Regions from separate parts of the Homo sapiens genome. Here regions 1 and 2 are each linked to region 3. A link is a loop called in an ENCODE intact Hi-C map of the cell type or tissue named here. Cell type or tissue: endothelial cell of umbilical vein. All regions are shown on one strand.

Region 1 (8,000 bases), 120 kb before region 3:
GAGCATAACACCACAAAAGCTAAATGAATTATGTATTTTAAAGGTGAAAAATTAATCATTGTGGTTTAAAAAATTATGAATTCTCAGAACCCATTATGTGTAGTTTCATTGTCTAGATAGTGCATTGTAATTTCAATGAGATTGGCTTCAATAGAGGGGTGTGGTAGAGGTCACAATACACAACAGAGGTGTCAATAAAGATTGACACGGAAGCCAAAAATTGCAAAAGGAATAGAAGGTGACTTGAAAATTTGACTGTGAAAAGGAGACAATAGATAAGGCAATAGGGCAGGGTGGCATGGAAGATGAGGAAGGTTTTTCAGACACGATGCTATGTTTGTGTCTTCATGGCCATACGCTTGCCTTTGCTTCCTCATGACTTTTTTTTTCTTTTTTTCGGACTCTTGTTCTATTGCCCAGGCTAGAGTGCAGTGGTGCAATCTCAGCTCACTGCAACCTACGACTCCCTGGTTCAAGTGATTCTCATGCCTCAGCCTCCCGAGTAGCTGGGATTACAGGTGCCTGCCACCACGCCCAGCTAATTTTTTTTTGTATTTTTAGTAGAGACAGGATTTTGCCATATTGGCCAAGCTGGTCTCAAATTACTGACCTCAGGTAATCTGTCTGCCTAGGCCTCCCAAAGTGCTGGGATAACAAGCGTGAGCCAGACATTTTTTCTTGGAGTAGCAATATCAAATTACTAGGACATGACTCTCCTCTCCCATGTTTCTTTTGCTTTCAACTTTGGTTCCAGATCTCAACAGCCTCTGAAACCAATGTTACTGCTCTAGTAGATTTTTGTAATGCCTGCCCCTTCCATTGTTATTTCCTAGGTTGCCACATGTATCACAGTTTTTGTCACTTCTATACCACCCAGACTTCTTGATACTCACTGATATTTCTCTTCTGCCTTCTTTGCTACTGCCACCACTGTCATTAAGAGGTTTTTTAGCAGTCTTTTAGTACCCTCCTCCAACACGCAAAAAAATACAGATAGGCTCTTGAGTTTGTTATAGAAATTCTATTTTGGAACTTGTAATGGTTGATTAATTATGAAGTTTTATACTTAAAATTACCGGTGCTACAAAATGTGAACCTGAAGTCCAGCATAAAATTTCAACATCTCAACATTCTTCTACCTTGTGGTAACTTTTCTTGCTCTATGAAGAAATGTACCTGACCAAATCCAGGCTCACTTACAGGAACCATTGGCCTCATCCTCACCTACCAGTTTCTAAATGCTCTTAACCTTTCCTCCCAAGATCACAAGTGTGCCTGTTGATACTTAATTGTGTCCAAGGAAGGCACAGAAATTCGGTATCATCATTCCTAACTAACCACCACACAGTCATTTATCCTCTTGCAGATGAAAAACATATTGTTGACATCCTCCCCCAAGTTAACTGCCCCCTCAAATGAACCTTGGAAACGTGCTTTAAAGGAAACCAAGAGTAAACATCACTTGAAAAAGAGCAGTGTGAAATGTGCAGCATGTTTCTCAACATCTCATCATAGCAAAGAGTAATCATCAAAGGGAAACCAGTCAAGGTTAAAAGCAGCACTGAAAACTGATTCATTTGGTAAACAAGAATAGGTGTAATTATCACAAAAGCAAACTTTGCTAAGGGGATAACTGTCAGAGCTCTTGCAGTAAAAGGTCTCTTTACCATTTTAATCCGACAGGCTGAGAGTTCCCTAGTGAAAACAATTCTCAATAAAATCACAAATGTAGCTCCAGCATTCTTTTAAACGGTCGTGTCAGCCACGGCTACCAAAACAAGCTTAACATTTACAGTTCGAATGACACTCGTAGATTGGCTGATAACACAGATTATGAAAAATCCTTTAGCACTATGTTTTTATGTATTGGTCAATACTCTATCAGCAGCCACACTGTGAAAAGTTGTGTTTATTTGCTTACTGAAAGTCAGATGGGCCTGACCCTTGAAAGAAACCAAAATCAAATTTCAGTGTGGGATATAATCATGTATCCAGAACCTTTAAAAACAGGAGTGAACTTTCAGGGGACTCCAGGTGACTCTTGGCTCTATTCTGTAAAGGAACCCTTATGGCATTTTTGAATCACTACTGTAATATTTCTCATGGGTTTTCAAGCAAAACCCTCATTTGGAAAAGATGGTAATTGAATTCAAGAAAGGAGAAGTAACTTGTTCTAGGTCACACAAAATAATAATAAGCCTGACTCAAACCCTGGACTTTTGACACTCAGGCCACTGCTCTTTTTATTATTCTAGGATATCTTGCTATCTGTTGGAACTTGATGTGATGAAAGTCATATCCTAGCTCAGCACTATTCAATATGATATCCACAGGCCACATGTGGTCCCTGGGCAGTGGAAATGTTGTTAATGTGATTGAATTAAAATGGAAAATTTAATTGTTTTTAATCTTAATTAATTTACATTTGAGTTGCCATGCCTAAATCTAGATAGTAGCTACCACATTAGACAGTGCAGTAGGAGTATGCAGTAGTCAGCCTACTCAGTGTCCCGGCTATCTGTCTCTCCCTGTTCCCAGTTAAGCTGACACAGGAATGGAGAGGATATGAGATTTGACTGTTGACTCTTTGAAACAGTGGCAATGACTTGTGTTTCCCTTTATTTCATATAGATTCCAACACCTGGCTTTATACGAAGTAGGCACAAAACAAAAATCTGTTGATGCTATGTATATATTTGCTTTAACAAATGCCATGGGTAGAAAAGAGCACAGCTTAGAAATTGCTTCCCAGCCGGGCGCAGTGGCTCACGCCTGTAATCCCAGCACTTTGGGAGGCCAAAGTGGGCGGATTACCTGAGGTCAGGAATTCAAGATCAGCCTGGCCAACATGGTGAAATCCTGTCTCTACTAAAAACACAAAAATTTGCCGGGGATGGTGGCAGTTGCCTGTAATCCCAGCTACTCAGGAGGCTGAGGCAGGAGAATTTCTTGAACCCGGGAGGCAGAGGTTGCAATGAGCTGAGATCATGCCACTGCACCCCAGCCTTGGCTGCAGAGCAAGACTCCATCTCAAAAAAAAAAAAAAAAAAAAAAAAAAGAAAAGAGAAGAGAAAAGAAAAGAGAAGAGAAAAAGAAAAAGAAATTACTTTCCTAAAATTGTCCTACTTGTGCCTTCCAGCAGAGGGCACCCATACACAGTTGTATGATCTGGACACAATTCCCATGTAATACAACTGTCAGTGGTGTTCACCGCCTCCACTGCCCACATGGTGAAAACATGTCCCCTCTTTATAATAAGCCATTTATCTCTGTCTAGAGAAGAAACTTGGCAAGGTCAGTTCACTTTTTTGAAATGAAAAAAAAATAATGGACAGCATTATTGATTTGACTTTCCAGATGGCTATTTAAATGGTAAGTGTAAGCTCTCCATTATTAAAAACAGAAAGAAAACTGACAGGAAAGTTAAAACCAGACTACAACCACAGACTGGCCTTTAATTATCACTTGCTTTTATTGTAAATTTTTTTTTCATATTTCTTATGTAGCTCTCCCCTGAAGTCCCCTCAAAAACAAATGGAATCAGCTGTTGCTGCAGTGTAACCATGTTTTCCTGTTTATTTTATTTTTGTTTGTTAGTTTGATTTGTTTCCAGAAAAGCAGAGCCATTGATGCCATATGTTATCAAATAAATACCCTTTTTCCAGGGGAGGTCTTTTTATTTTCTTATTTTTTTAAATAAGTAAATTCTTAAAGATTTAAGGAAATAGATGGCTTAGAACAACTACCATCAGTCAAAAACTCTTGTTAAATAAATCTCAAGGGAGCTACTTTACAAATCCTTGCAATGCATGTCAAATTCCATCGACTTCTTAAGAGGCCAAAAGGTCCTTTGACAGGGGCTCAGAATGGTTTCATCTCCTTAAGCTGTCCTCTTTGAAGCAAACAGTTTTGATGCTCTGAAAACCAACATTTATATCTATTGCTCCAGTCCCCAAGGATCATAATTTATTTGAACTGAAGAATCAATGATGTTACCTACGTGGTTTATTTAAAGACAATTTTGTTGTTTCTATGTAACCTTAGTGCTGTCTCAGGAATTCTTTTAACTCAAATGATGATTTTACTTCATATATTTAGCTTTCTGTCTGTTCTGATATTCTAAATTCAAGAAAAGTGGCTAATTGTTAATTGGAATTTGTCCCTAACAACTGAACCTTATGCTGTATGCCATCGGTAACGGCCTTTGAGGAACGTTATTAAAACCAAGGTAACGTATGCCCATACACGAGGGCTAAGGGAAATGCATGGCGATTGTAAATATTTATAATAGGCCTAATCTGGTGGTACTGAGCAATCATTCAATTAATAAATCATGAATGGAAAAATATACCTGTGTAAATATTGTCTTCTGTATTTAAAGGCTACGCTTTTGCTTGTTGCAATAGCAGTGAGTTTCACAATGTTGCATTTGGAGATGATCTTAAATCACAGTGGCAATTACTGAGACTTTTAGAGTCTGTAGTCAGCAGTACCATAATTTTCATTTAATAGGCTTAAGAATTGGCCTGTCATCCATCCTTCAGAGCCTTCAACTGAATGATATAAGCCCAAGATACTACCCTTTAGATCTCAGGAACAGCCATGAAGAGAATATATATATACCAAGATTTGGGGGATTCTAAGATTATACTTAACACAATTTCTAAAAAAGGGCTAACCCTACCGAGCTTTCCAAATCCCCAAGGCCCAATTATATTTCTTTGCTTCAGCATCACTTTTCAGATGTTTTCCCCACTGCTGGTGAACACAGATAACATTGGGGTCACTGGTGATGAGAATTTTTGAAAAACAGGTAATTAAATATTAAGCTACTTGTAACTTATTAGTGATCACAATCATCATTTTCTGAAAATGTTAGTATTGTTCACAAAATCATGTAATCTTAGAGTTGAAAAGTCTTCAGGTGTAAAATAGTCTAAAGTATTTGCTGCAGTTTAATCTTTCTTCCATATTTAAGTTCTTCAACTATTTTAAAAGAGCCACCATACCTGCCCCTAGAATTTTCTCTCCTCCAAGCTAAATATCCCTGGTTTCTTTCTACTGTTTTAAATATGTGGTTCCCCTACCCTCAACCTCCATCCAACCTCAGTCACCTTTCAAATCTAATAGGCCTTCAGATGTATTAGATTTTAAAAACAGGCACATAACACCTGAATCATAATAAGCTTACAGTCACATTGGAATCTTGAGTCTTTTTGCATGTGCTTCACACAAGAAGCTATAGCTTCTAGAATCTCATTTTGATTAGATTTTTTGAACTAAGAGCAGTTTTTCATAGTTCTCATTACAAAATACAGATTATCTGTTGTTTCAAATGCTTTTATCTTTTTGTCTCTTAATTTGAGTCAATGATGTCAGAAGAATATTTAAGGTATGTGTATCTAAAGCAACAAAAACATGTTCATAGTAAGACATTATGAGAGAAAAGGGAAAAAAATAGACCAAATACTTTTATTTACTCTTCTCTGTAGGTTAGTAGAGATTTATGGATTCCAGTAAATACAGTTATGTAGTCAGAAGCTCTTTTACATAAAGATATATTCAAGCTGAAGTTTTCACTGACTGTAAAAACATTGAAGAATGATTTTAATACATTTAAAGTCTTACTTAGCATAACTAAAGTTTTATTTTTAGGAAAATGTAAAACTAATTACTTTTAGTAAGAGTATTGGTTAAAAAAACCTGGAAAATTAATTTAGTTTACAATGAGATCCAACAAGTAGTTTTGAGACCTATGATTTTTCTACTGTATTAAAAATCACTAACAACCATTATAATTTATTATAATATTTTAGAGAATTTTTCACAAGTTATCAAATTTTTAAAAAGCTTTTAAGAATTTACATGTATGTATATACCACAAAGATTGTGTCTAATCAAAATGATTACATATTTAAAGTCATTCATGTTCATTAAAGTAATCAATATTTTAAGAAATCTAAGCGGCCGGACGCGGTGGCTCACGCCTGTAATCCCAGCATTTTGAAAGGCCGAGGCAGGCAGATCAAAAGGGCAAGAGATTGAGACCATCCTGGCTAACACGGTGAAACCCCGTCTCTACTAAAAAATACAAAAAAAAAAAAAATTAGCCGGGCGTGGTGGCGGGCGCCTGTAGTCCCAGCTACTCGGGAGGCTGAGGCAGGAGAATGGCGTGAACCCGGGAGGCGGAGCTTGCAGTGAGCGGAGATCGCGCCACTGAACTCCAGCCTGGGCGACAGAGCGAGACTCCGTCTCAAAAAAAAAAAAAGAAAAAAAAAAGAAATCTAAGCATACAAACACAGTATTTGTCAATTTAATATTAGAAAAAACATATAACTATTTTAACTAGTACACATTTTTAATAAAACTGAAGAAAATGTTCTGATGAGAAAGAACATTAAAATAATGCTTACGGTTGAATTTGTTTTGTAAATATCTCAAAATCAGAAGATTTTGAACTTAATTTTGTTAAATATCATTTTACGAATTAATATCTAAAGATATCTCTTAAGCTAAAAATCCAAGGTTATTTTATTCCTTGAATGCATGTTTCACTCTACTATTTGTCACTAGAAACTTTCATCATAGTTCATTGATTTACTTATCCCTAACTCAAAATTGTGCTAGATGCTGACATGTCACTAAACTTTCAATGGATAACTGTCTTTAATTCCCCAATGGAAACGTGATCTATGAGGAATAGATTCAAAGTTTGCAAATTAACATATGTTTTTGGGGAATGTGTGGTGTTTTGTCAAACAGCAATACTTCCTTTGAAAACCCAGTGATAGTTGCTCTTCCTTCTCGTTTCAAATCTGCTCTATTCAAGTTTATATAATTTATGCAATGCTATTTGCAATATCCAGCTGCCTTGTAGTTCTATATATTTAAGCAATATAAGGAAATTTTCAGCAGCATTTTTACTTTTAGAAGTGCTACATTGCACATAAAGGCCTCATGTTTCAAAGTATTATAAATCACTAAACAGTCCTCCTATTTGGGTTGCGTTTGGAGGCAAATAATATTTTTAATGCATAAGCTATTTTCAGATACTATATTTTGTATTGATTAAATTGGAAAATAATCAGGCTTAAGCAAAATAATTCCTTCTAATCATTTTAAGTGATGTGGTAAAACATTTCACATGAGCTGGAAGTTCATTCTGAAGCAAAAGAAAGGTTAGCAAACCATCTAGTCAGTTTTACATACAAGTATAGAAAAAGACAGTCATACAAAACCATGCAGGTAGAAACAAACATAATTTGTTCTCTCTCTTCTGGGGCTTACCAGCTTACACCATATTGCTAACAAATTATATAAAATTGCAATCAGGTATGTTTTCCAGCTTCTCACCTATCCATAGGATCATAATAATTATTGCAATTTTTAAGCGTAGAATTGCAAAGACTACCTCAGGGGATCATACAGTTGTACAGCATCAATCAATAATTTGTAAGCATGTACATAAACTATTTTTTTAAATCAATATTTAGAAATTTATGAATCATATAGTAAGCCAAAAGGACAATATTACACAAGCTACAAATTTTTAACTACAGATATTGTATCAATTCTACTTGTGTAGGATTTTCCAAGGATTAGTGTAGTCTTTAAATATGGTCAACATATAACATTGAGATTCAGCCTGAAACCCCTCAAAACTTCAACCTACATGGTATCTTTCTAGACACAGATGTATGTCTGAACCTTAACACCTAGAACCCAGTGTCACAATGCTATATACCTAGTTCTTATCACCCAAATGTCTAATTCTCCTCATTTGGTTTACTGGCAGAAAATAAGTCTATCCCTAAATTAAGTAATAAATTTGTCTAGATCATTCTTATTTCAGATTGCAAAACAGTGTATTATTCTATTTTGAAAAATATACTTGTGTGTGTGTATGTGTGTGTGTGTGTGTCTGTGTGTGTGTGTAATTAGAACCTATTCTGGTTTTGGTTCTTGGGACTCCTGATAATTTTACTTTCTGTATTTTCCAT
Region 2 (8,000 bases), 60 kb after region 3:
TGCGTTGAGGCTCCTGATCCCAGTGTCTTTCAGCCCTGGTTTGTTTCCCTGGGACATCGGATGTAATTTGTTTTAACACTATATTTCTCCAGTAAAGGAGAACTATCTATTCAGGTATCTGTTTTTATTTTTCACACACACACACACACACACACACACACACACACACACGACTCTACATCTGATTTGGATTTCACTAGTTTTTCCACAATGTCTCCTTTTTGATCCTGAATCACATCTAGGATACCACATTACATTTAGTTGTCATGCCTCCTTAGCCCCCTCTGGACTGTCTAGGACAGTTTCTCAGACTTCCTTGTCTGGCATTTCCTTGTCTGGTCATGTATTCTGCAGAATATTCCTGTGATAGTTACTCTTACGTGTCAACTTGGATAGGCTATCATGCCCAGTTATTTAACCACATCCCAATCTAGGCGTTGTTGTGAAGGCTGACACCAACAATGTTGTGGCTAACATCAACGATGAATTGGCATTAAGTAAAAGATATTACCCTCGGTAGTGTGGTTGGGGCCTCATCGAATCAACTCACCAGCTTTATTAAGCTGCAATTAATAAATAAATGAAAATTGTATATATATTTATGATGTGCAATGCGATGTTTTGATACATGTATACATTGTGAGATGATTAAATCAAGCAAATTAACATATCCCTCATCTCACAAACTTACCATTTTCTTGTGGTGAGGACATTTAAGATCTACTGTTTTAGCAATTTTCAAGTATATAATAACTTGATATTAACTATAGTTACTATGCTATACAACAGATCTCCAAAACTTATTCCTTCTAACTGAAACTTTGTACACTTTGACCAACTTCTCCCCGCCCCGCAACCATTGCCCCAGTCCCCAGAAACTACCATTTTACTCTGCTTCTATGAGTTCAACCTTTTTAGATCCCACATATAAGTGAGAACATGTAGTACTATTTGCCTTTTGGTGTCTGACTTATAATTTTGTTTCTTTTTAAATGAGTGGAATGGGGACTTTAAGTTGAGAAATAAAGATAAGATAGAAGCATCATGCTCAAAAACTTTTTAAGAAATGATGAGGATAAAGGAGAAATATAAACAATAATTCCTAGTTCTCCTTATGGCAGAGACAATAAAGAAAATGATAATGACTTGCTGAGGAGTCAAACGACAGTATACAGTCATCATGAGGCAAAATACCCAACAAGGAAATGAGGGAGAGTGCGAGAGCAGGGGCCAAAAATGGCGAAATAAATGCAGATAGAGGATCACCCCTGGCATGAGCTCTCACTCTTTGGGGCAGTCCTCCAAACTCATGCCTCATATCTTACAGCAAAGTGGGGCATCCCATCCTCCCAAGTGGCTTCAAGTGCCACCCTGTCCTCCAACATAGACATTCAGATTCAATTAAAGGCAAGCAAGCAAAATAATACAACAGAGAGAGCCAACTTTTGATCCCTGATTTAGAGATTTCTGGTGATCCTTTGTGTAACTAGCATAAAAGACAGCTGAGAACAGTGAGATCAGCACAGACTAGACAAAAGGGGTGCAATAATAATAATTTTGCAGTTTGAGAATAAAAATGTGCTCAGCACAGGACACAGTAAAAAGAAAAGGCTTAATACATGGTAGCCAATATAGTATGTCTTTTAAAAAATAGGGGTTTCAGTAAAGAATTAGGTATTGTACTGCTTTTTCTACATAGAAAAGTCCCACTGAGTGATGCCCACTTACCATAAGAAAGAACAAGAGGGAATAGAGAGTGACTGTGTGTTTGTATGTGTGTAATATCATATGATCAGTTGTAATCAATAATTGACAGCGTGGCTTGGGGTGTGTGTGCAATTTCATTGCACACAGTATTTTTCATGTATATTACTGGAGTCGATGGAAAGTGACACTACAAACAGTTAAAAAAGAATCCTTATTGGACATAAATAAAGAAGGGATAAAGTTATTTCATCTCCTCCTCCTTCCTTTCTAAAGGAAAAATAGAAGACTCATAGCTAAATAGTGTGAGGTGAGAAATTCCTAAAGATTTGAAACATATGTATTGCATTTCATTGCACAGATCTAGAACATTCTTTAAATCCAAATAAAATCATGTGTTTGGGTTTGATGCTTGTATGTAACCAGAAAAATACCTAAAATTGAGAACAAGTATCACATACAGAGATCAAGTGATTCACTGGTTCAAGCCAAATATTAGAATTAGTGAACTTTGTGTGTTTTCAGTTGACTTACAAATTATATATGTGTTTTTTCACACATTCATATGTTATAATATGTATATGTTGGATGAGTTTATTCACACATTTACAGCTTTCTATTTCCTGTATTACCTTAGACAAGTATGCATAAAGAATTTGAACACTTACTTCATTTAATTCATATTCTTGTGTGGCAAAGTAATTTGGTGTGATAGCATTTTTGTCGATTTTCTGTTTTGTATTTCCTTACTGTTACTACCAGACAGCTGTTGAAATTTCAGGCCAATGGTTGATATCCCTCCCCCATCTTCAAGAAATTAACATCTAGTTGTATAAACATTTATTAATAACAATGTGTGTTCTTGAGAGTACAGACTTTCATAACAAAAAAAGATGAACCAAACTGTTTCTACCTATGAGCTCTCTTTTGCAATTCTTGCTTCCTCTGTCAATTATTCCTTCTGCCTGTAGTCTACCTAGGTTGCGAGTAGGAGGGGAAGAGGGAACGAAATAGAGAACCTCAACACTTGGTTGCTATGATGGGATCTAAGGCTATTTCAGTTTGTATACAGTTTACATTGCCCTCTTGGTTACCATAGAGATATTGTTAAATGTCATTCACAAGGTTGGGCTATATTAGTGCAAAGCCTGGAGTAGCTGAACACTAAGGGGGCATTACATCGACCGTAGGGGAAAGGAATTCACTGGGACATCCGTATGTTCCAAGAGGAAACATAAGCAATGAGGCACTGAGCATGAAGAGCTGCAACTTGAGCCCACCTCTCCTGACCACTATATCATACTATTCTTTTAAAATACAGTTCAGGTTTCTGGGTAAAACAGTTTACACAGCATATATAAGGGCCAAACACCTCTCTCTGGTCCAGCAGAAATGACAAGAAAAACTGTAAGTCATAAGTAAGCTTCTGAAAGACATGTTGTTAGCATAAGCATATCTAACACAAAATACATTTTTTTAATGTACATAAACATTGCTTTCTCTGCACAGTTTTTGCCAAGAGTTAAAATCCAGATGTAACACTTTATGGAGACAAAAACACTTACAGCTACTGTATTATAATTCCTCACACTACCAATTAAGAAATTCTGCCCTGAAGTATGAACGTTTCTCTGAAATTCTCTACAAATCACCATTAATAAGATAATAGGGCAGAAAAATTAGCAGGGAGTTCATTTGATTTTTTTCCCCCCTAAAGGCTGGCTTTAGTTAGAAAATTTATCTACATTTCTATTCTAACACATTGTGAATGATAAATGAACTCTACTGCTTAAAGGACATGACATTGCTATGCTATTTTCTTTCATCAGAATATTCTACCTAGCTCAGTGCTTGTCCCCTTGTAAGGAATAGAGAGGGAAATGAAACTCACTACTCTGAAGACCTCAAGTTTAGGGCATGACTCAAAATAGTAAAAAGAAATAGTCTGAGAGGCACAAGGCCAGCCAGAAAGCTGATTCACTGTTTTGGACTCTATCAGGTCTGTCTGTTCCAGCTCATTCTACATAGGAAAAGCAATAAGGAAGCAATTTTACATTGCTTTCATCACCAGATTCAATGGCTTCACGACCAGAGACAGAAAAGATACTTTTCCAGAAACTGAAAGCTGAATGCGAGAGGGAAACACATGGCCTTTCATCGCTTCCCCCACGATCTGTCTGCACTCGCTTCCACTCTCTTCTGTATTATTTGAAGAACAGGCTTCTTATTCAGACAACCTCCTGTATGATCCCCATAGCAATGGCTATAACCCTGATGGGTGACAAATGTTGAATTGGTATTGCTAAGGGGAGTGCTTCAGTCAGAGAAAGAAAAAAAAACTTGCATTCTTTTACAGCTGTTACAAGAAAAGTCAATTTATTATCACTGGTTAGTTTTTGAACTTGAGGAACATGGTGGCTAACTCCCTCATTTTAGGTTAGAGATACACACGTCAGCTAAGAACAGGGCAAAGTGAGAAACATTACATTTATAGAAAAGAGAATATGAGAAAAGTTGACCCTCAGAGTTCAAGTGGTATAAAGTGGGAAACATTCTAGGAGAAATGTTTACAATTCAGTTTTTGGCTATTATGAGCTATGGTATTTTCTGAGTAGGCTATTTATTAAATGAAAACCTTATGCATCACTAGCATTAGGTGTAAATCCTATTATGCATAATAGGGCAACTACTAGAACTCGTTTGCTAATATTAGAAAATGATAGCAAGAAATCTGTACTCATGTTTTCTAGAACATAAAAAATTGAAACAGCAAAATATTTATTTTTAAAAAGTCAACAAAGACAGGTCATTCATTTCTGATGTTGGTAATAAACACGTCAGAGAAAAAACATTGTAAGGCACATTACAAGAGTAAAATTTTGCAATTCTCTTGATTATTGCAACTCTTTTTATTTTATTTTATTTTATTATTATTATACTTTAAGTTTTAGGGTACATGTGCACAATGTGCAGGTTAGTTACATATGTATACATGTGCCATGCTGGTGTGCTGCACCCATTAACTCATCATTTAGCATTAGGTATATCTCCTAATGCTATCCCTCCCCCCTCCCCCCACCCCACAACAGTCCCCAGAGTGTGATGTTCCCCTTCCTGTGTCCATGTGTTCTCACTGTTGAATTCCCACCTATGAGTGGAACATGCAGTGTTTGGTTTTTTGTCCTTGCAATAGTTTACTTAGAATGATGATTTCCAATTTCATCCATGTCCCTACAAAGGACATGAACTCATCTTTTATGGCTGCATAGTATTCCATGGTGTATATGTGCCACATTTTCTTAATCCAGTCTATCATTGTTGGACATTTGGGTTGGTTCCAAGTCTTTGCTATTGTGAATAGTGCTGCAATAAACATACGTGTGCATATGTCTTTATAGCAGCATGATTTATAGTCCTTTGGGTATATACCCAGTAATGGGATGGCTGGGTCAAATGGTATTTCTAGTTCTAAATCCCTGAGGAATCACCACACTGACTTTCACAATGGTTGAACTAGTTACAGTCCCACCAACAGTGTAAAAGTGTTCCTATTTCTCCACATCCTCTCCAGCACCTGTTGTTTCCTTTTTAATGATTGCCCTTCTAACTGGTGTGAGATGGTATCTCATTGTGGTTTTGATTTGCATTTCTCTGATGGCCAGTGATGGTGAGCATTTTTTCATGTGTTTTTTTGGCTGCATAAATGTCTTCTTTTGAGAAGTGTCTGTTCATGTTCTTTGCCCACTTTTTGATGGGGTTGTTTTTTTCTTGTAAATTTGTTTGAGTTCATTGTAAATTCTGGATATTAGCCCTTTGTCAGATGAGTAGGTTGCAAAAATTTCTCCCATTTTGTAGGTTGCCTGTTCACTCTGATGGCAGTTTCTTTTGCTGTGCAGAAGCTCTTTGGTTAAATTAGATCCCATTTGTCAATTTTGGCTTTTGTTGCCATTGCTTTTGGTGTTTTAGACAAGAAGTCCTTGCCCATGCCTATGTCCTGAATGGTAATGCCTAGGTTTTCTTCTAGGGCTTTTATGGTTTTAGGTCTAACGTTTAAGTCTTTAATCCATCTTGAATTAATTTTTGTATAAGGTGTAAGGAAGGGATCCAGTTTCAGCTTTCTACATATGGCTAGCCAGTTTTCCCAGCACCATTTATTAAATAGGGAATCCTTTCCCCATTGCTTGTTTTTCTCAGGTTTGTCAAAGATCAGATAGTTGTAGATATGCAGCATTATTTCTGAGGGCTCTGTTCTGTTCCATTGATCTATATCTCTGTTTTGGTACCAGTACCATGCTGTTTTGGTTACTGTAGCCTTGTAGTATAGTTTGAAGTCAGGTAGCATGATGCCTCCAGCTTTGTTCTTTTGGCTTAGGATTGACTTGGCGATGCGGGCTCTTTTTTGGTTCCATATGAACTTTAAAGTAGTTTTTTCCAATTCTGTGAAGAAAGTCATTGGTAGCTTGATGGGGATGGCATTGAATCTATAAATTACCTTGTGAACTCCCATTCACAATTGCTTCAAAGAGAATAAAATACCTAGGAATCCAACTTACAAGGGATGTGAAGGACCTCTTCAAGGAGAACCTCTTCAAGGAGAACTACAAGCCACTGCTCAATGAAATAAAAGAGGATACAAAGAAATGGAAGAACATTCCATGCTCATGGGTAGGAAGAATCAATATCGTGAAAATGGCCATACTCTCTGTTTTGATTATTGAAAACATTTAGCCAATAAAGAACTTCCTAGAAGATGACATAACAATGAGAATGTTACTGATACATAAATGAAAAGTCCTACAGTAAAAAATATTAGAATATTAGAATGTTCCATAAAGGTCCTCTATTCTGTGATATAACCCAACTGCTTTCCATTTTGGACTCTTAATATTTTATTTGTTTGTATGGGTTTTTGTAATTCCTACCTAGCAACATGCATTTATTGCTCTTCTGGGTGGGGGAGAAGGGCACTTGACAGGGGCAATTAACTTACATTACATTGTTAAATCCTAACTTTAGACTGTGAAATCTAAAGAACCTATTAGCAAAATCAATCAATATAATGAAAATATGGCATATAATTAGTCCGTTCTTCCTCACTTTGCCAGAGGTCAAAATGAAAAGTAAATGTGTTCCAGGTGTTAAATAATTTATTATAATTTAAAAACTATACCTAATAAACAGTATATCTCTTCATATAGAACACATGCAAAATTAAGGAACTATAAACTACAACATGAAATATCATGCTTCATGATTCTGCGTTGTGTTTTAATCAATAACTCTCACAGTACACAGACCATGTGAGTGCTAAGATATTAATAATGTCCATGCAATGGGAAAACCATTACAGATGACTTTCAGTAATTTTCCCCAGCATGTATCATTATCAGCTGGCACTGCTGATTCTTTCAGGAAATCAAACTACTATTCTGTTTAGAAGTTAAAGTAAATAACACCTTTCACACTTAGATGCTCATGGCTTTATTTTAAAACAGTTTAAGGATGATGTTTAATATACAGTACAGGCTTGGCTGTAAAAATGTTTCTATTGCTTATCTCTCCTACTGAGTTTTTAATGAAAGAACTCATTTCTAATTAACTGCAAATAATCAGGCTAAAAACAAAAAACAAGCAGTCAGTATTAATATTAGGGAAAAATTTGTTCTTTTTAAAAAAGTAACAGATACTTTATGTCCCATAAGTGCATTATAATCTCTCAGTTATGAATCAATTATCTTAGACCTGTGACCTGGTATTTAATTAACCAAGGGGCAAATTCATGAAGAAGTATTCTACTGAGTGGAGATACTTAGTTTAGCTTCTAAAAGTGTTCAGGTTTACAACGAAGGAGTAGCTTAGATATCAAAATTGGTTAGTGTGATTTCAAGTTACAAAATTGTGCCTAAAAAAAATATTAATCTCCATGCTTCCTAGTCCATCATGTAGATGTGAATGTATGTGGAGAAGGTATTAGAGTTAAGAAGGTATTAGAAGGTATAAGAATACAATAATATTCATTTATAATCAAGCCCTATAATAGTATAGCAAAATAAACATTAGCAAAGGCAATTTTACAAAAGCTTTTTATTGATTGAAATGAAAGACATTTTCTGAAATGCTACAATTACCATTTCAGGGCTTCAGAAAGACTGAGATACTGGCATTTAACAAGATACTTAGTGGACAAGAGATCACAAAATAAAACACAAAATGAGACACGGATGAGTTCATACGTAATGGCTTTTATATTACCTTGGATATAATTCTTTATATCACTACTGCATATTTATTACAGT
Region 3 (8,000 bases):
TCCACTCATGCCTGAAGCCAGTCCTGCATTTTGTCTTTACGTTTACGTGAGCTAATAATTTTCTATTTCCCCAAAACTAGCTTGTATATGATTTTATTAGGAACCAAAGTAGGCTTGACAAATACAGAATCAAACCCTACTATCTGACTCATGCTTTTCAATGAAATCTCATTCTTCATGGTTGCAAAGGGCAGAATTCACAAATAGAAGAAAAGAAAAAAACGAATTGTCTTTAAACAATTAATATAGATGTATTAGTCCACTCTCACACTGCTATAAAGAACTGCCTGAGACTGGGTAATTTATAAAGGAAAGAGGTTTAATTGACTCACAGTTCCACATGGCTGGGAAGCCTCAGGAAACTTAAAATCATGGAAGAGGAAGAAAATATGTCCCTCTTCACATGATGGCGAGAAGAAGTGCTGAGCAAAAGGGGAGAAGCCCTGTATAAAACCATCAGATCTCATGAGAACTCACTATCACAAGAACATCACCATGGGGTTAACCACCCATATGATTCAATTGTCTCCACCTGGTCCCTCCCTCAACACCTGGGGATTATGGGAACTACAATTCAAGATGAGATTTGAGTGGGGACAGAGCCAAACCATATCAATAGATGTGTAGAGGAAACCTTAATATATTGATGTCTGGATGGAATCACATACATAGAAGCAGCACACATTTCCACAGATCACATACAGAGATGATTGTGTTCAAAATGTTATGGGCATACAGTGATTGACAGAATAAAGTTTTTGGACATCTTGATAAACTTAAAGAAAAAGTAGATTAAAACTTAAAACATAAAATATCAAAGAGATTTATCTTTTGCAACATAAGATTAGAGTCCCACCTAACAGCTCTTCAAGTGAAAAATACAGAGAAGTTTTAGATTACAGCAGAGATGTTCAGAATAATTAATGTGACTTAAGTGAAGTATACATTAATAACATTTTGACTTTTTTTCCTCGGTTTCCTTGCTCTGTAATGTGCTAAACTCCAGGTACCAAAATATTCATAAATTTAATCTTTGCAGAAAAGTATAATTGAAAGATTATATTAAGCATACTTAGGTAAAAACTGGCTAGAAAAAGAAATACCTCTGGGAAAAGTAAAAAGGAGACACGGGCCAGAGACCTGAACCAAACTTCTTGACCTATCAATTCCAAGACACTGTCTTGGATACATTGCCTCATATCTCTAAGTCTCAGCTTCCTCATCCCTAAAATTGGATTGATATAATAGATAATTGTGTGCTGTCTCCCCGGCAGACTTTCCTAGAAACTATCCACCAACCATATAAGATCTGCAACACTCCAACTACACTTGGTTGTTGCGGGTAAAGAAACATGATCCTGATTCGTATATCAGGCCCTTCACTGAAATTCGTGAACCAGAGAGGGCAGAGGGTCTTCAATAGTCAAAGCTGGAAGATGACATCTAAGAAGCTGCTCTTGATGATAGTTATTACCAAACAAAGAAAGGACACCCGCAATAAGAAAGATGCTGATAGAGAGATACAGTTAAGAAATAGTGAGTCATGTTCTGATATTCAAGTCTTTGTGAGCCCATCTGCAATACCTGTTACTTGGTTTTCCAACCTTTCCTAGGCAGCACTCTTCCTTTCCTTCATCTTATAAGTTGGTATCTATCACGTTCTACCAAGAAAATTCCTAATCAGATTATCGAATTTCACATAAGTTTTTTTTAGAAATAAAATATGAATGTAACAAGACTTTAAAAACTGTAAAATACTACCCAAATATAAGACAGTGTTACTGTGGTTATTATCTCTAACTAACTCCAAATGTTGGAGGGACTGTCACATTAAAAAAAAAGTATTTCTTATTATTAGCAGTTTCAAATGGCAACATCAGGGAAAATGGTTTGGTGAAATTTAAAGGAAAGAGGATTTAAGCTCTGTGTAAGAAAGGAAGTTTTAAAAACTGGAGTTTTCTAGTTTTTTAGTGTTCAATTTTAAGATTGTATGGCACTAGGTCTCCATGATTCGTTCCAAAGGCTGAATTCCTTCTAATTTACAAAAATATTTCTTCAGCTTTATTTTTCTTTAGACAAAAAGCCACCTTTTCAAGTTCTATATCACCTTTGTTTTAATATAGAAGTGCACACAGCATACATTATTGATAGATGCACATACATACATATTACATACATTTTAATTTACTCTAAATTTATTTATCTAATATACATATATAGTTTCTAAACCAGTGTTTCTTAAAATGGTAAAATCAATGATTGATTGCTTTTTTTTTTTTTTTCCAGCAACTACTTCCCCTTCTTGAGGCAAGAGCAAACAATCATGATTTGAGGGGATCATCCAACCCTATTCTTTGGCCATGTTTTGCAGGTGAAGGTGAATCCTGGGCTGGAATTGTTCAGGTATAGAGGATACAACCTCCATTAAGCCCATTTATGTACTGAATTTCCTGCTGATAGAAATTGCTACAGAGACAGACACAAAACCTAAACTAGACCAATTAATGCAAATTCAGAAAGTTGCTCTGGACCAATTAAAGGGGCCATCAGGAACTTTGCTGGGAATTCTGGGACCAAGATTCATTTTCTCCTGTTGTAACCATTTGGCCTTGAGATCTACAGGCAGCTTTTATGTGACCATTGGGGAAACAATGGCAGAGTAAGGGCTAATATCTTAGAAATGCAGTAAAGAAATGAACCCAACTGGGTCCTTGGTGACCAGGTTGAGTCACTAGATTAAACCTAATGTCAATCCTGACAAAGGTAACGCTTATATTCCCATTATGTGTTTAAGATAGTTTGAGTTTAGTTGTCTTTAACTTGTAACTGAAAGCATCCTAAATAATGCAAGTGAGCAGATTAAAGGACAGGATTGCTCCACTCATTTGTTTGTTTTATTTTAGACATGGGATCTCACTATGGTGCCCAGGCTGGAGTGCAATGATTATTCACAGGTGTGATGATAACACACTGTAGCCTTGAGCACCTGGCCTCAAGTGATCCTTCCACCTCAGCCTGCCTAGTAGCTTGGAAAACAGGCAAGTGCCACCATGCTCAGCTCATAAAGTTCCACTACTATATTTTTTCAACCTTTACATATCTGTGCACTCACACATTTTACTCTAGTGACAACATTCACAAAATCCACCATAGCAAGGGGTGAGATGGAAAATTTTTTTAAATAAATATTTAAAAGTTTACGTAAAATATTTACTGACCTGTCCATGAACTATGAATTGCCTGCTAAACTGACTGAAGAAAATTCTGAAAAGTCTGAAACTCTAGGTAAAATTATGTAATACATAACATTTGGCTTCAGAACCGTGTTCATCCCCTATCACTCTCAATCAACATCCTCCCCTCCAAAAAAGACATATACAGAGTATTTATCTTTGCCCATCAGTAGCCAGCACATGTTAGGAATACTTTATGAAATCCGACATTTTTTTTCTCTGCAAGATCTTCATCTGGAAAAGCACTGGAGTGGGGAAGGATTTTTATTTTCTAATTCCCAGAGTTATCTACACTCTGAGAGTAGATGCCTATGTATACTGATAGAAGATACACTCCTGTAACAAAAGTTTATAAGGACAATTGTAACAGAATATAGTACAAACTACTGTAGTAGATCTGAATCTCACAGACCACCAACTCAGGTATAAAATTTTTTTTAAAAAAAAAAAGGAACTTTCTTTTTCCATCACTTAGTTTAATTTCTACCTTCATTCCTCATTCTGTCCCATGACAAAAAACTGACTATATTTTTGCTTACTCTCTGCCTTCTAAAATTATCTTCCAGGAGCAGGGGAGAGGAGGTTGTAGATGCTGAAACTAATTTTTAAAATATTTCCAGGAGGCCGGGTGTGGTGGCTCATGCCTGTAATCCCAGCACTTCGGGAGGCTGAGGTGGGTGGATCACCAGAGGTCAGGAGTTCAGGACCAGCTTAACCAACATAGCGAAACTCCGTCTCTACTAAAAATACAAAAGTTACCTGGGTGCTAATTGAGTGCTAATTGAGAATTCTCAGTTAATCTTATTGGTACATCTAACTGAAGCTTTGTCTTAACCTAACATTCTATTTAAAGCCTCACTTTACCAAAATAGTAGGGGAGTTTGGATAGACTTGGAAGGACAATGCTCAGGAAAGTGAGTAATGCCTGAAATCTCCAACATCAGTGATTAGAAGACAGGAAACAGAAAATCCGCTGTATGCTAATGGATGATTCAGAAAAGGGGACAGAAAGGAAGGAATGGTTTTCAAAGAGAATGTCTGAAGACCTTAATTTGCATATAGTTTCCAGAAAACAGGTTTGATAAAGCAAGAATAGAAGATAATGAGCTGGGACATTTTCTCCTCTCCTGCAAGTCTGTGCAACCTCATCAAGATCAAACATAACCTGGCCTGGCTAGAAGTCAATTGGTAAAATAAATTATCAAAAATATAATTAAGTAAGCAGAGAGGCCTGGGCAAGCTTCTTGGACTTTCTCATATCAAAGCTGTAAAAATGGAGCTTTTTGGGGTCATTCCATCAAAATCACTAACAAAGCCTACATCTGGCTTGACTCTGAGCAAAGATCACTCCTCGGAATCAATTAGGGTAATTACAAACTAATGGTGCACAAGGGCACATCTGTGGTTAATTGAGTAACACAAGTTAATCAACCTTTCTGAGTAACAAGTATGTAGAAAATCAAAATCCCTGGTGTCCATTTGTGCTTTCTCTTAAGCCCTGCTACTTAAAATCTGGTCTGGATCTTTTATGGATATGAAAGAGAAAATGTTTGAAGGAGGAGAATGAACAAGACAGGATGATTTTTCTGGCATAAGAGGCCATTAGAGGGGTCCACTTCCTATCACCACTAAACATTTTCTGTCTCAGAAGACTGTCTTTGTGCTCTAGTAAGACAGCAAAACAAAATTAATCAATCAAAAGCAGCTAATCTAGAAAGTATATTGGTCAGTAAGCTAAATATGAGTTTTGATCCAAAACCCTAGCTCTTGGAAGTTTTTACAAGTATGCTAATTTATTATCACTCCCCTGCTGAAGATACATTCTAAAAACTAAGTTTAAAAAATAATACTTAAACGTTAACTTAGGTGAGCACTCCCTTTTGTTTCCAGGATATTTCAGGAGGCATGGTCCATAGAGTTCTTGCTAATGTAAGAGAGCAGAAAATGCAACTCATGATGGAATCCAGCCATCTCCAAACATGACATTTCAGAGTCACTCTCCAATGTGTCTGATTTCCTTGAGGACAGCTTTGTTACAGAAATAATAGCCAAAAACTATTTCTACTGGCCATGGGGGAGGGAAGCTAAGAGCTAATTACGAGTTTGGGTTAAACCATCAAAGTGTATAGATTTTTACCCAGCAACACAATTTCTAACCTAAACTACTTGGGGAGTGAGCTCCTGGTGCCTATGGAAAGTCCACCTTCTAATTGTTATTTAAAGCACTGGGCAAATAAGCCAGAACTATTTTAAAGAACCCAAACAGCTCACATCCTTCACCTGCTGGGTATGCTGCTAACAAATTGGCATTAGCACACACCTTCCTCTGAATGGAAGAGAACAAAGAAAAAGAACAAATGAGATATAAAACAGAAAACAAAAATGCCCTAGGGTTGTTCTGAACTCCGACAGCTCAGCCTAGGTGAATGGTGCTTCATCAGCACAGTGGGAAGTTCCCAAACACACAGGTCCCATGCCCTAGAAAATGCCTCTGATGTGGCTCTCTAATCAAATTAAACAAGAATTTTAAAGAGAGGATGAAAAAAAAAAGTGGCATGTCTTTGTAGGAAGAATATTACTTGCCCTGCCCGCTCTGGAATCAGCACTCTGGCACCACATAACTGTTTGGAGTGTTCTCTTCCAGCAAAGCAGGACTGGAATTATTTACGATTTCATCGTGTCACATAACATGAGGCTACGATGCATAATAATCCACAAAAAGACACCTCAGGTGACACAGATGGTAGCACCAATTGTTTAAGAAAAAAATCCTGATCACAAGCTTTGCATTAAAACTGCTCTGAAAAATGAAATCATCATAAGAAGAAAATAGAACTTTGATTGAATAATAATTCTAAGTAAATGTCAATTTTCCCCATATCCAGATTCATCCTTGCCATTAAAGATGGCTTCTGAATAAAATAAGAAGGAGATCCTTTCTTGTTTCACATGCATAGAGATTAAGCACTGTATGGTCTTTTAAGAATCAAGACTTCCTGCAGGGTATAGAAGGGGTCATATTTTAGAAAATCGGGGTACATGTATATGCAGCTTATAAACATGCCATCATACTCTTCATATATGCACTGTTTCTAAGTGTTCAGTCTCTCAGATATGTGGGAAACAGAGGCCAACAAGCTAATACAGAAACAGGGATGAGAAGATGCTGACTTCAGCTTAAGGATATTTTCTCATTTTTTTCATGGCCTACATGTAAGGGTTAGCATACATAAAAATAACAGATACATAGAGCATTTGAACAACCTTTTCTGAAATGTTGATGGTTGCAATCTCATGCTGAGAATGTCATTTGTATAACCTTAATATTTAAGATGTCTCTGCCACTCTTTAGTTTCGTGCCCTTTATATTCAACAATACACAGATGACAGTGAAAATATCAAATACAGCTGTCATGTTTGATACATAATAACCCTGGGTCCTTCTAAACCCTGGGTTCAGATGGATATAACCTTGCGTTCACTGCTACAGGCTTCCTGGGCAGGTCTTATCTCTGGGTCTGGCCCTGCCCTTTGCAAACCCATCGTAGCCTCTCTGTTATTCTTTTTCTGTCTGTCTGCTTCTAGAGAGCTAAGCCAAAGTTTTCTCTTTTGTGAGTTTTTTTAGGTTTTGTTGCCTGCCGTTCCCAGTCTGCCCCCTCTCTCATACTATCCATAAGCTATTTCAGCATCTTGCTGTCTTCCCTCCCTCGTGCGTGACTTGCCTTGTGAAGCTCACTTACAGCTCTACATTCTCCACACAAGTTGACAGTCTGAGCTGTAGGGTTTCATTTTTAGTGAGCGTTGTGGTACTTGATGTCCCTTTGATGTAAATAGAGCCCTGAAGTTTCTGGGGGAAAAATGGAGCCTTGTGAGTAATGGTAGAAGGCTTAAAGGAGATTAATGAACTAGTCCCACCCAGGAATTCTTCCCCAAATGTACCCAGAGTGAAAAGTTGGCATCCATGACCTGTTCAATTGATTCATTTTTCACCACGTTGAAGGGCAGTCTTGGAAAGGGGAATAATGCTTAATAACCCCAATGGATTTCCAAGCTATTTTTGTACCCCCAAGCACAGCCAGGGCCTCTTTTCTCACCTATTGCCATCAATAATTATTTGTCAGAAAGCTTACAAGGCAGCAGAATGTCCCATGTACAGACAGCTTTCATTTCTGCATCTCAAAATAATATCTTTAGTATTGTGAGTGGTCATCATGGTGTAAGGTGGGACTGTTATTTCAGTCTTCTTCCACATGAAGTCTCTCTCCTATATGTCTCTGGTGTGTATGGCTGGCTCCATACTCCCACTGAGTTATCATGTATGAAAATGGTTCCCGAGAGCTTTAAAGATATCCATAATTTTTTTAGCTGAAAGGGCTTTCCCCAGAGGCTAAATTTATAATCTAATAACATCATTTTTCATCTCCCTAAACAGGCTTTCAGAAAAAGATGTTTCTGAAGCCAAATCTGCAAGTTATGCATACTTCCACACCATTAGTAAAGGAGAATGGCTCTAACACAACTCCTGAGTTGTCATCTACAAGGCCATGTCCTCATGTACTAGCTTTGACTCATAATGAATTATACTCACATCCATATCTATTTAGTAGCACCACAATTCTGGCTTGCTAATAACTGGAAATATGTCAATGCAGAGTTCTGAGAGATCTATACAGACTATTCATATTATTCCTTGCATTTCTCTCCTATCAAGCGGATAGTGTTTTTACAGCAGGGAAAAACAACAAATGACTCTGGAACAGTAATTTA

What was found. Hi-C counts contacts between places; a loop is a spot of excess contacts. Peaks named below come from ENCODE experiments on the same cell type or tissue, not always from the same donor. Only the 100,000 strongest peaks of a DNase experiment are listed, where the experiment ranks them.
Region 1: a loop joins it to region 3, with 5 times the contacts of the local background. A loop is called at or near these places in 3 of 110 quality-filtered maps.
Region 2: a loop joins it to region 3, with 3 times the contacts of the local background. A loop is called at or near these places in 5 of 110 quality-filtered maps.

Annotation. Positions count from the first base shown.
Region 1 is chr3:81,299,014-81,307,013 of GRCh38, forward strand. No RefSeq gene overlaps it. Among named protein-coding and RNA genes, the nearest start is that of LINC02027, 310 kb to the left of the region's middle. In endothelial cell of umbilical vein, a CTCF peak has its summit at 3,144 (motif pointing right); a DNase peak (open chromatin) is centred at 3,178.
Region 2 is chr3:81,481,930-81,489,929 of GRCh38, forward strand. It overlaps GBE1 (1,4-alpha-glucan branching enzyme 1), which reads right to left. Exons shown (of 16, transcript NM_000158.4): 16 at 7,774-8,000. Among named protein-coding and RNA genes, the nearest start is that of GBE1, 280 kb to the right of the region's middle. In endothelial cell of umbilical vein, no CTCF peak of the experiment used is centred here; a DNase peak (open chromatin) is centred at 3,722; H3K27ac peaks cover 472 bases.
Region 3 is chr3:81,421,505-81,429,504 of GRCh38, forward strand. No RefSeq gene overlaps it. Among named protein-coding and RNA genes, the nearest start is that of GBE1, 340 kb to the right of the region's middle. In endothelial cell of umbilical vein, no CTCF peak of the experiment used is centred here; a DNase peak (open chromatin) is centred at 4,177; H3K27ac peaks cover 2,228 bases.